2 separate regions of the Homo sapiens genome follow, and region 2 is linked to region 1. Evidence: read pairs that join two places in POLR2A ChIA-PET (ENCODE). Cell type or tissue: GM12878. All regions are shown on one strand. Links, peaks and the distances in the headings refer to the core of each region. The heading gives the core; the rest is flanking DNA. Region 1 overlaps RERE (arginine-glutamic acid dipeptide repeats). Region 2 overlaps RERE (arginine-glutamic acid dipeptide repeats).

Evidence for each region. ChIA-PET counts read pairs that join two places held together with the same protein. Peaks named below come from ENCODE experiments on the same cell type or tissue, not always from the same donor. Only the 100,000 strongest peaks of a DNase experiment are listed, where the experiment ranks them.
Region 2: POLR2A ChIA-PET joins it to region 1 with 5 read pairs; 2 of 35 experiments call an interaction of 5 or more read pairs at or near these places.

What each region holds. Positions count from the first base shown.
Region 1 is chr1:8,485,976-8,492,576 of GRCh38, reverse strand. All of the region lies in intron 10 of RERE (arginine-glutamic acid dipeptide repeats), which reads left to right. Among named protein-coding and RNA genes, the nearest start is that of SNORD128, 5.6 kb to the left of the region's middle. In GM12878, for the core only: no CTCF peak of the experiment used is centred there; no DNase peak of the experiment used is centred there.
Region 2 is chr1:8,678,076-8,684,676 of GRCh38, reverse strand. All of the region lies in intron 1 of RERE (arginine-glutamic acid dipeptide repeats), which reads left to right. Among named protein-coding and RNA genes, the nearest start is that of RERE, 140 kb to the left of the region's middle. In GM12878, for the core only: no CTCF peak of the experiment used is centred there; no DNase peak of the experiment used is centred there; H3K4me3 peaks cover 505 bases; H3K27ac peaks cover 1,889 bases.

The sequences.
Region 1 (6,601 bases), core at 1,570-5,569:
TTTGTTGCCAGGGCTGATTTCAAACTCCTGGTCTTAAGTAATCCTCCTGTCTCAGACTCCCAAAGTGCTAGGATTACAGGCATGGGCCACCATGTCTGGCCAGTTGTTCTCTGTATAAAAGCTTTGTGAAAAAAATCCTGCTTTCATAACTGTGCTATCAGTTGAATTTTGAATAATGAAGATCTTGCCATATTTAATTAAATGTCTATTTTTGGCACTTTCTTGAATGTATATGATTTATTCCCCTTTTTATTCCAAACTCTCTTAAGAATTCTGTAGACCATACTTCAGTATAGAAATCATTTTGGCTACTTTTGCCCATGGTTCTTTGTGGCAAGCTCCTTCTGAAGGTTTTGTTAGCACTCCCAGAGATTTTTTTGTTGTACAATTTTTCATTTTTATGACACTGAAACTCTTCAGACTAGCCTGACATGGCTCAGGTGTCTTAGGTTATGTGTACATATTTTGTGATGAATTGAAAAGTTATGTGCTGTTTTAATTTTTGTACTTCACTGTTGAACTGACTCCGAAAACTTCAGTTGCAAGCATTTTCCTAATGAAAAATGAATGAAAATATCCTGTGAGAGAAGTTACTGGGATTTTTTACTTCCCTAGAGTAATAGAAGATTTGAGCTGTGTTAAGTAATAAGTTAAAAAGATATATACATTGTTGTGTGGAAAGCATTTATTGTTTTCTTAGAGTATAGCATAGATTTAAAACAAGGTTAGGCATTTATCAGTTTAGAAGAAACCTGTGAGTAATTAGTGTATATTTCCTGCTTCCTAGGGCAACATAGAACTTAAATGAAATAGGCTATATGGCCACATTAAAGTGTGTTGAACATCCAGTAGGAGTATTTAAATACGAGTAAATTTAAATAAATCGTTTCATTTTTAAAACTGCAATTGGTTTAGAAAATTTTTGAGCTGTCAGTTCTTTTTTGTTTGTTTGTTTGTTTGAGGCAGGATCTTGCTCTGTTGCCCAGGCTGGAGTGCAGTGGTGGATCACGGCTCACTGCAGCCTTGACCTCCTGGGCTCAAGCAGTCCTCCCACCTCAGCCTCCAGAGTAGCTGGTACCATAGGTGTGCACTACCATGCCCAGCTGTTTTTCTTGTTTTGTTTTGTTTTTTGTTTTTGTTTTGAGATGGAGTTTTGCTCTTGTTGCCCAGGCTGGAGTGCAATGGCGCAATCTTGGCTCACCACAACCTCCCAGGTTCAAGCGATTCTCCTGCCTCAGCCTTCCGAGTAGCTGGGATTGCAGGCATGTGCCACCAAACCCGGCTAATTTTGTATTTTTAGTAGAGACAGGGTTTCGCCATGTTGGTCAGGCTGGTCTCGAACTCCCGATCTCAGGTGATTCACCTGCCTTGGCCTCCCAAAGTTCTGGGATTACAGGCGTGAGCCACTGCGCCTGGCCCAGCTGGTTATTTTTACTTGCAGAGATGATGTCTCACAATGTTGCCCAGAGCTATCAGTTCTTTATGACAATTATGTGGACCTATTTTTGAATCTAAGCTCTTAGATTACTTATTTTTATTCTGTTTTTTCTTCATTATTAACAAAAGAGATTGCTAGTGTGTAATTTTTGAAACAACTTATTGAGGTAAGATTTATGTATAATAAACTGCTCTGTTTCAAAGTAAAAAATTTGAGGGTTTTCAGATATATAAATCTGTGAAACTACTTATAAATCTGTGAAACTACTATAATGTCAAGATACAAAACATTTCCAACACCCCCAAAAGTTGCCTCATGGCCTCTTATAATCATTTTCTGCTTCCAGCCTCAGATAGCCATTGAAGTATCGTGTTTTCAATGTTTTTTTTATTTTTTTAAAATCATTTTGGAGTAGTTTGCATTTCGCGGAATGTTACAGGAATGGAATCATATTGTGTGACTTCTTTGGGCATAAGGATTTTGAGAGCCAGTTGTGTTTCATGTATCGATAGTTCATCCCCTTTTTATTGATAAGTATTCCCTTGTATGGATATGCATATTCACAATTTTTTCATATTCTTTAACCTTGTTAAACAACATTCTGGTTGTTTATAAGCTTTTGGCCATTATAAATAAAAGTTTTTTCAACATTGTTGTATGAGTCTTTATGTTGACATTTATCTTCAGTTCTCTCAGGTAAATACTTGGAGTGGCAGGATTGTTTGTACGTAGGAAGCTCTCTCAGAAACTGTCAAACAGGTTTCTTTTCTTTTCTTTTCTTTTTTTTTTTTTTTTGAGATGTTGCCCAGGCTGGAGTGCAGTGGTGCGATCTCGGCTCACTGCAACCTCCTCCTCCCAGGTTTAAGCAGTTCTCCTGCCTCAGCCTCCTGAGTAGCTACAGGCATGTGCCACCACGTCCAGCTAATTTTTTTGTATTTTTCGTAGAGACAGGATTTCACCACGTTGGCCAGGATGGTCTTGACCTCTTGACCTCGTGATCCGCCCGCCTTGGCCTCCCAAAGTGCTGGGATTACAGGCGTGAGCCACTGCGCCTGTTCTGTCAAACAGGTTTTTTTTTTTTTTTTGAGACAGAGTCTCGCTCTGTCGCCCAGGCTAGAGTGCAGTGAGTGGTGCGATCTACGCTTACTGCGAGCTCTGCCTCCCGGGTTCACGCCATTCTTCTGCCTCAGCCTCCCGAGTAGCTGGGACTACAGGCACTCGCCACCACGCCTGGCTAATTTTTTGTATTTTTAGTAGAGATGGGGTTTCACTGTGTTAGCCAGGATGATCTCGATCTCCTGACCTCGTGATCCTCCCACCTGGGCCTCCCGAAGTGCTGAGATTACAGGCGTGAGCCACTGCGCCCGGCCTACAGGTTTCTAAAGTGGTTCCAATTTAGATTCCCATCAGTAGTGTGTTATAATTTTACGTCTTTAGCATCTTCACCAAGACTTGGTGTTGTCAGTTATTTTTTTTTAAATTTTATCCATTTTAATGGATGTGTAGTCTGGTATCTCATTGAGGTTTTATTGGAATTTCCTAATTTAATAGGGTTGAGCATCTTTTCCTGTTTTATTGCCCATTTGTTTATCTTTTTTTGTGAAGCCTCTGTTCAAATAGTTTGTTTACTTAAAAAAATTTGTTTTACAATTTAGTTATAAGGATTGTTTGTTAATATTTCAGGTAGAAGTCCTTTGATATATGTATTGGGAATTATTTGTCCCATACCATGACTTTTTTTCATTCTTTTAAAAAAATTTTTTTTTCCTTTTTCTTTTTTTTTTTAAGTCTCACTTTGTCACCAAGGCTGGAGTACAGTAGAGTGATTATAGCTCACTGTAACCTCAAACTCCTGAGCTCAAGCAATCCTCCTGCCTCAACCTCCTGAGTACCTGGGACTACAGGCTACTACACCTGTCTAATTTTTTTTAGAGTTTTTGTTTGTTTGTTTGTTTCTTCTAGTGACAGGGCCTCACTATGTTTCCCAGGCTGGTCTAGAATGCCTGGCCTCAAGTGATCTTCCCACTTCAGCTTCCCAAAATGCCGGGATTAAGACATGAGCCACCGCACCTGGCCTGACTTTTTTTCCTTAATGTTGACTTTAATATATAGTTATGCTGAAGCTTAATAAGTCATTATTTTCCTTTTATGGTACTATCTCTGATTACTCCAAGATTACAAAGATTGTTTCTGTGCTTTATTCTAGAAGTTTTACTTCTTACATTTAGGTCTTTGATTCATTTTGAATTGTGATGCGTTAATTATGGAGTGAAAATTGATTTTCTTCCACACAGATACCTGTTGTTTGAACAATATTGGTTGGAAAAACTTTTCTCATTTGACTGCCTTGACATTGTTATTGAAAATCAGCTGCTTTTTTATGTTTGGATCTTTTTCTGGATTCTATTCTGTCTCATTGATCGTTATTAGGGCCTCTGTGTTTTGAATACTGTAGCTATATAGGAAGTCTTGACCTCAGGGGTGTCTTTCTGCTTTAAATGTGATTTTAAAGATTGCTTTGGCTATTTGAGGTAATTTCCATTTCCATGTAAATTTTAGAATCAGCCTTCCAGTTTCTAATTTTTAAAAAGTCTTGCAGGCGCAGTGGCTCACACCTATAATCCCAGCACTTTGGGAGGCCGAGGTGAGCGGATCGCCTGAGGTCAGGAGTTTGAGACCAGCCTGGCCAACATGGTGAAACCTCGTCTCTACTAAAAATATAAAAATTAGCCGGGCATGGTGGCACGTGCGTGTAATCTCAGCTATTCAGGAGGCTGAGGCAGGAGAATCACTTGAACCCGGGAGGCGGAGGTTACAGTCAGCCGAAACCGTGCCATTGCATTCTAGCCTGGGCAACAAGAGTGAAACTCTGTCTCAAAAAAATAATAATAATAAAAAATAAAAAGTCTGATGGAATTTTAATTGGGATTCTATTGAATTTATGGATCAGTTTGGGAAATACTGACATCCTAACAATATTGGATCTTCTAATCCATAAATACGATATTTCTCTATTTTTAAAGAAGTTGTCTTTGATTTTTTTTTTTTTTTTGATTAAAAAAAATTTAAAGAGGTCTTGCTATGTTGTTCAGTCTGGGCTTGAAGTCCTTGGCTCACGTGATCTCCTGCTTCAGCCTCCTGAGTAGCTGGGACTACAAGTGCATGCCACCATGCCCCGCTTTCTTTTACTTCTTACAATAAGATTTTTTGGGAATACAGATCTTACAACATTTTGTTAAATTTACTCCTAAGTATTTCCTGTTTGAGGATTCTGTTGTAACTAAAATTTTAATTTCTAAATGGTCTTCGATAGCATAGAAACACAATCAGTTTTTATATGTTGGCTTTTTTTGGTCCTGCTAAACATGTCGTGTGCAAATATAGTTTTACCTCTTCCTTTATGATCTATGTGTTTTATTTCTTTTTTGTGCTTTATTGCACTTCCTTGAACCTCTGCTATAATACTGAATAGAAGTGATGAGAGTGGACATTATCTTTCTAATCTTAGAAAGTTTTCAGTCATTTACTATTAAGTACAATGCAGTTTTTGTTGTATTTGTTTGTTTTGAGAAAGGGTCTATTGCCCAGGCTGGAGTGCAGTGTAGCAATCTTGAATCACTGCAGCCTTGACCTCCCAGACTCAAGTAATCCTCCTGTCTGAGCCTCCCAAGTAGCTAAGACTACAGGGTACACCATCATGCCCAGCTAATTGTAAAATTTTTTGTAGTGACGGGGTCTCACTATGTTGCCCAGCCTGGTCTCGAACTCCTGGGCCCAAGTGATCCTCCTCAGCTTCCCCAAATGCTGAGATTATAGGTGTAAGCCACTGCACCTGGCCTTTCTTTGTTTTTTTAATCAAGTTAGAATGATCTCTTATATATCCAGGTTGTTGAGTTTTTATTGTGAATGGGCATTGAATTTTGTCAGTTGCTTTGTTTTTCCTTCTGCATCTAATGAGATTATTATATGATTGTTATTCTTTATTTTGTTAATATAGTGAATTACATTGATTTCAAATATGAAGGAACTGTTTGTTCCTAGGATGAATCCTGCTTGGTCACTACGTACTATTGGATTCAATTTGCTAATAATTTGTTAAGGAATTTTACATTTGTGATCATGAGAGATACTGAGTTGTAGTCTTCCTTCTTTGTAATAAGGAGTTTGGTAATAAGAACTTTGGTTTTCATATCAGAGTAATACTCCCTCAAAAAATTAGTTGGGAAATCGTTCTTCCTGTTCTGTTTTCTTAAGATGTTTATGAAAGATTGATATTACTTTCTACATCAAATGTTTGCCAGAATTCACAGTTTAGCCATCTAAATTTTTTTATATAGAAAGTGCTTTTTTTCTTTTCTTTCTTTTCTTTTTTTTTTTTTTTTTAAGATGGACTCCACGTTGCCAAGGCTGGTAATTTGTTTCCTCTTGATCAATATAAAGACGTTTCAACATTATTGATCTCTTTAGAGTTTGGTTTTATTATTTTTTCCCGTTTGTTTTATATTTCATTGGTTTCTGTTCGTTATTAATTTTTTTCTACCTATTTGGGGTTTAATTTGATCATTTTCCTCCTAGCTTTCTAAAGTGGGATGTTAAATAGCTGATTTTACCACAAATTTTGATTTGTTGTGATCTATTATTCTGTTCAAAAATGTTTTGAATTTTTTGGTGATTTCTTTGACCCATGAATTATTTAGTACTAAATTCCTTAATTTCCAGATACTTGGGGCTTCTCTAAGTTTTATTTTTTGGAATGTTATTGATTTCTAATTTAATTTAATTCAGTGGTCAAAGAGTACTCAGTAACATTTCAGTATTTTGAAATCTTTTGAGCCTTGTTTCTTGGCTGAGCATGTGATGTGTCTTGGTTCATGTTTCATGTGTACTTGCCATCAACTTGCTCTCTGTAGTTACTGGGTGTGCTGTTATGCAGTGTCAGTGGTTGACGTTAGTATTCATATCTTCTCTTATACTAATTTTTTTTATCACCTAGTTGTATGTTACTGAGAGACATGTATGAAAGTCTTCAATAGTGATTGTAGGCCAGGCGCGGTGGCTTACGCCTGTAATTCCAGCACTTTGGGAGGCCGAGGTGGGCGGGTCACAAGGTCAAGAGATCGAGAACATCCTGGCCAATGTGGTGAAACCCCGTCTCTACTAAAA
Region 2 (6,601 bases), core at 1,377-5,376, 190 kb before region 1:
CAGGCATCAGATTGTGCTTGGGTTTGATTATCCTTTGTAGGAGCTATACTTACTATTTCACCAAATACTTTTGAACTTGATTATTGCTTAATTAATCATTCTTGTTTGTTTTTAAATCTCTAGTTGAAATATGTTGGTTTTAAGCCCCCTTTTCCTGTGTCTGATACTTAGTGCTTCTGTAACAGTTGGTAAAATGATTTTATAAGCTTCCGTGTTTCAGCATTGATTCCATCATATGAGAGGAGGGCGGGGTTTTTTGTTTATGCCCAGGATTTTTTTTAATGATAAATTATTTCTTCTTTTATGACAGTGGCTTCATGATACTAGCTTTTCTAACAAAATTTCCTGTAATTAAAGTGGATATTTTAATATACCTAATTATTATTTGGTACATTGATTCATTGAAAATGTATTTGGTCATTGAAGCATTCTTTAAAATGAAGGCTTTTTGCACACCTTGAACCATGAAAAATTTGTCCTGCTTTAGCATGACTTTAAGTGGAAATTTTGTTTAGTATCTATCTTTAATTACTAAGATCCTTTTGGTGTGTTTTAATGCAATCATTTAAGGCCAGTGGTAAAAACCAAAAAAACTGGCATTTAACCTGTGAAGTAGTATTGTTAACCTGGCTTTGAAGGAAAACCTGTGATGTGAATTTATTTTTTAATTAAGATTAGGTTGTAATATCCCCAAGGAGTTGGTAGCTGTGCTTGATTGATTGATTGATTGATTTGAGATGGAGTTTCTCCCTTGTTGCCTGGGCTGGAGTGCAGTGGTGCCATTTTGGCTCAGTGCAACCTCCACCTCCCAGGTTCAAGCAATTCTCCTGCCTCAGTCTCCTGAGTAGCTGAGATTACAGGCATGCCCCACCCTGCCCGGCTTATTTTGTATTTTTAGTAGAGATGGGGTTTTGCCATGTTGGTGAGATTGGTTTCAAACTCCTGACCTCAGGTGATCCGCCCGCCTTGGCCTCCCAAAGTGCTGGGTTTACAGACCTGAGCCACTGCGCCTGGTCAATTTATTTTTTAAAAATAAAGTCATATAAATGCATATATTTTGTTTTTAATCTCTGCCATAAATGAATATTTTCTGTGTTTTATACCTTTATTGGTATTCTGTTAAAAGCAGCACCAGTAACTGTGGGGAACAGTTTTCCCTTAGACAGTCTACAGTGGATGGGTTGTAGAATTTCTGTGTGTCTCTGAAGAGGTTTTTGGAAAGGTGTCCCATCCCTCCCCGTCTTTTCTCTTTAGCAGGGTCCAGCCATTTCATTTCTTTAGTCTTTAAGTAGAATGATTAGATTCTACTAAGTGGTGCCCTTTTATGCCATTCTCAAGCAGAGAATTGGGGAAAAGATGAAGGAACAAGTCTGGAGGGAGGAGTGGGATTAAAAGGAAAACAAAAGGGTGAAGGTACATGTGTGGTATAGACTTGTAGGATTCCTAGGAGGATGGCTTGGCGTGAGGCTGGGCCTGCATCCTCTCCCCTTTGAATATTCCATTTTTGATGTTATTAATTCTTCAGGCATTTGGCATCTAAAATATGGATAATTTGTAACATTTGTTATATTTGGTTTTTGAAGCTTGATGATTATACTAATAGAATTTTTGAGTTCCATTCTTTTTTTTTTTTTTTTTTTTTTTTGGTAAAGACAGTGAGGCAGAGTTGGTAAATTATGGAGTCTAACTTCTGATTGGGGTCTTTGGGCTATACCAGTGTTTATTTTACCGAAGTATAGCATTGAGTAGTAGTTGTATTTCCCATCATTGAATCTGTTACCTTCACACTCAGATCCTTGATTGCTCTTTGGATTAAATTAAGGCATGCGAAAGAATCACTTGTCATTTCTAATAAAGACTGGGTTGAAAACCTGATTGAGGCTGGCATACCTGTGAAGTATGAGTCATCACTTGCCTAATTTTTATTCTGCATTATAGTACTAGAGCCGGCATTTCTTGTTAAACATTATTACATGCTTCACATTTCTAGGTATAGAGAAGTTCGTGAATTAGTATAGTTATTTTTATTGTGTAGGTAACAATTTTTACCACCTATACATTGGAAGGCTTATTACCAGTCCCTAGTGGACACTGAAATGTCAAAGAAATCAAGAAATACACTCATAAAACAAGACATGGTCCCAATCATTTTGAGAAAGTTTATGGTGGGTAAAACTGAACTGGACAGATAATTAATGTCATACAACAACAACAGTGCCCACAGGAAAGTTCCATTTAAACAATAAAACAAGCCACATAATATTTTCATAGTACCTCAGAACAGGAATTGGTTGTGTGGCTTAAGCAAATTCAAAGGCTGTGGTATTGATAAAGAGATTTATATTGAAATGTGAAGAATTTATTGTATCATGGAAAGAAATGAGATAGGATTTAGTTGAAATTATTAGTCATGAAATTATGAAGAATATAGAGCCTGACTTTGTTATAGACAGCCTATAATATAAAGAAGGGAACAAGTCCCATTTCACCTATTACTAAGCAGACTTCATCTCATGATACGACAGAGCTTCAGTACAGGTTGGGGGTGGTAAGCCTGGGTAGAGGAAGGCCAAAATCTGTCACTTAGCCAAAACAGGGTAGGTAGGGTTCAGAGTAAAGGAGATTATGATCAAAATAAGCCCTTAGTCTGATTAGGGCTTTGCATGGTTATGTTGAAATGAGAGTAGAATATACAAAAATATTTCTGGTGTGGAGTTTATTGTACTTAAGTGCTTATTTCTCAAACCCAGAACCAAGTTGACTTACTATATTTGCCCAGATCTCTCAATATGAATATTAGGATATAAAAGAATCAATTTCGCCTTCCATTCCTGTCCTACTTATTTAATGGCTACTCTTAAAATTTCAACTAAAGATTAAACTTCTTTATTTCTACTGGGATCTGTGGAAATCTGTGGTGATTGCGTTAGTACCTATTTCAGTTTAATTTCTTTGTTGATCTCTAGTATTATAGATAAATTTCATTTACTTTTTTTGATTTAGTTTAAGACTTGTGATATAGAACTTAAAGTGTTACCTAATCTCAATTTGTTGAGATGTTTAATAGCACACTTTAATCTGTGGCCAAATTTAGGTATTAATGATTTGAGGTTTCAACTCATATTTTGTATTTACAGGGGAAGTAGAACAGTATATATGGAATAATTAAGCTAAGTAAATATTTGCCTTTTGCCATGGTGTTCAGTGTTCTAAAGTCAAATATTTACGATAGAAATGAAAGCTTAGCTAAACTGAAAGCAAGCCATCTTACCTTTTAAGATGAATAGGTATGCTGTGGCTTCTAAAACCTCATTTTCAGAGCTCCTGACAAAAATATTAAGAGAAAGACTCCCCGGTTATTATACATAATTTAGTATATGAATAGTCCTATATGAGATCCTTATGATTTATTCCTTGTATATAAAATTTCTGAGTGGTTTGGTTTGGAGATGCCTGCACCAGTGAGAAAGTGGTAGGAGAATAGTAGCTTATTGTTGGCCGTTTCTCTCCTGCCCCCTGCCCCGTTTGTTTTATTTCTGAATGGTTTCAGTTTGCGTTTTCTGTAAGTTAGAAAAGACGAATGGTTTTAAAAGCCTAGGAAATTTGTTTCCCGGGACCTCGATGGTTTTACATGCTTTCTGACTCCCATTCTCCGGCTCTCCACTCAGGTGGTTGAGCCATTGGAAATTTTGACCTGTATTTAGCATTCGTAGAGGGCACTTGGTAATTTTTATTTTTGCAAGTATTCCTGCGAGATTGACCCATATTAGTGGTAAGCAGTTGTCTCAGTCCTTTGTATGTTTACCTGTCTCTTTCTCCCGGGCTATAGTGTTTTTCAATTTCCGACTCCCAGTCTGAGCTGAATGTGAACTGTGAAAGGGTGTGTAGCTTCTAAATTGGTAAGGTTTATTATACTCTGAAACGGAGTTGAGGAGGTACAATTCTTTTCCTTTAATCCTAGCTGAGTGCTTTCTTTTCTCTAAAGGACCCATTTAAACATAGATGTTACTTTTCAGTCTCTCTTTCCTTTTTACCCTGAAGCCCACAGTTCTGATTCTCATGCTTAAGAACTAAGATTTTCTCAGACTCCTCCTCTGTCTTCCTTCTTTTCCTTTCTTTCCCCCATCCATATGGCATTACGTCCTTGTTCTTGAATTGCTTCTTTCTGTTGTCAGAGTCCTTCTGGAAACATTTTCTATGGAATCCTCTCCATTCAAGCTAGAATTCCGGGCGAGAATTTGCTTTATACACCACACTACGTTTGCTTGCTTTCTCAGATTCAGAAGTGCTTTGGTTAGAAAGGAATAGTTGCCCACATTTTGGCCTCTTCTCATGGCAGATGGCTGACCTTTCCCCTCAGAGATCATTGGTACCTGGACTCAGAGGGCAGAAGGAAGTACTCCAGAGAAATGCAACTTATGCATATACTCAGATGTATTTTTTTTTCTTTTAGTGAAGTAATAACCAAAAAATCAGAATGATAATCACTGAACAGGTTTTTCTGGCTTTCTCCATTTTCCACCAGGTGTATAGGAAAAGGACATTGGTGTCACGTGACTGCCTTTCTTATGTGTACAGAATCTCTTGCACCCCTACCCGCTACCACCTTCCCCATACATCACTAAGAAAACAGCTATTCCATGATGATTATTTTGAAGGCAGTACCATAGTGTTGCATTATGGAAAAACGTGTGTAGTTTAAATTTTAGAGAATTTTATAAAACATCCCTGTGCAAGGTCATGAGTTCTTTCCCGCTTCCTCTCTTCCTGTGTATAAGCAGCCTGTGATAATTAACTTGAGTGGCAGATCACACCAGTGAAGTTCTCAGGGAGCGCTTGGAGATATTTCAATCATTCTTGAAAAATAAGTGATTGAAAACATGTGCTCCTAAAAGCTCTAGTTTTGTAGAAAACAGAACTCTGCCATCATCCTGTATTATAAATACGGAGGTAATTTATTGATTTTACAGAAATTGAAGCTTTGTTTTTATTATGAAGAAAAATGTGCAGCCTTCTGCCTACCCACATGACAATTGCATAGGGTTGGGAAATCCTCTGAGGGAGGGTAGACTTAAGATTGTACCCAGGCTGTCATTACATATAGCCTGTCTGCCAGAGACTCTAGGCCCTGATTTCAGAGTGATGGTATAATATGTTGAGTGAGTCAGAGAAGATCAGTGTGGAGAGGGGAATTTATAAAGGAAGAGTGCTGACGGTGTAAGATAATGGAACCTGTGATTCTAAAACTTGGCAGATGTGACTATGATAGATAAAGGTAGTGGAAAAAAATGGTTTCTTGCTCTTTTTTCCTCGGGTCACGTTGTGTAAATTGCTGAAGAAATGGAAGAATAAAGCCTTAGATTGCTATGGGACTGTCTCACTGTCTTTCCTAAGAAGAATTGTAATCTGTTGCCTTTGTGAGAGTCAAAGATAAAGTCCCCTGGGTTCATGTTTATGCATATTCTTGTACTTGAGGCTATTAGAGTTGATTAAAAGAGAGTGGCTTATTGAGGAAATGAGAATCTTAATATTTGTACTTACCATACATTTAGCTTTAGATCAGCACTGTGGAATAGAACTTTCAGTGGCAATGGAAATGTTCTGTGTCTGTGCTGTCCAGTGTGGTAGCTGCTAGCCACATGTAGCTAGTAAGCACCTGAAATGTGGCTAGTGTGACCTAGAAAGTACATTTTAAAAATTTTATTTAATTGAAATTTATTTAAATAGCCATGTAGATAGTGACTACTATACTGGACAGCATGGCCCTAGATTAAAGTTCTTAAGTGGGTCATATGGCTGTAAGAGGAATAATATCTGAGAGCATTCTCTTATGTCTAGACATTTTGTGGTTTTGTGGACACATGATTATTTCTACATTTTTTCTTTAGAGAAAGTTGGAATGGAAAGGGGAATGTAAAGACTATTAGCATGTGAGTTGGAGAGTTATAATTTACTTTTTGTATTTTTATTTTTATTTTTTTGGAGATGGAGTCTCGCTCTGTCGCCCAGGCTAGAGTGCAGTGGTACGATCTCGGCTCACTGCAACCTCCGCCTCCCTGCAACCTCCGCCTCCCTGCAACCTCCGCCTCCCAGGTTCAATCGATTCGGTTCCTGATTCTCCTGCCTCAGCTTCCCGAGTAGGGACTACAGGCGCGTGCCACCATGCCTGGCTAATTTTTTTTTTTTTTGTATTTTTAGTAGAGATGGGGTTTCACCATGTTAGCCAGGATGGTTTTGATCTCCTGACCTCGGGATTGCCCGCCTTGGCCTCCCAAAATGCTAGGATTATAGGCGTGAGCTACTGTGTCTGGCCCCATAATTTAATTTTTAAAACAAAAGACCCAAAAGTCGCCTGTTTTTTTTAAGTATTTAAGAAAAACGTTAATGAAAACCATATTGTTTTTACTTAAGAATCTGTGCCCTTTGATTATAAAAGAGGAAAGCTTGTTAGTGAATAATGAAAAATGAAATCTAATAAATTGATTTTATTCATGACCAAATATTTCATTACTTTCAGAGGTAAATGTGGCACAGTTCCTGTTCTCGTGGATCTGAACAGCAACCAGGAGACCATGCTTCTGCAGCCTGAGAAGGGTTGGCT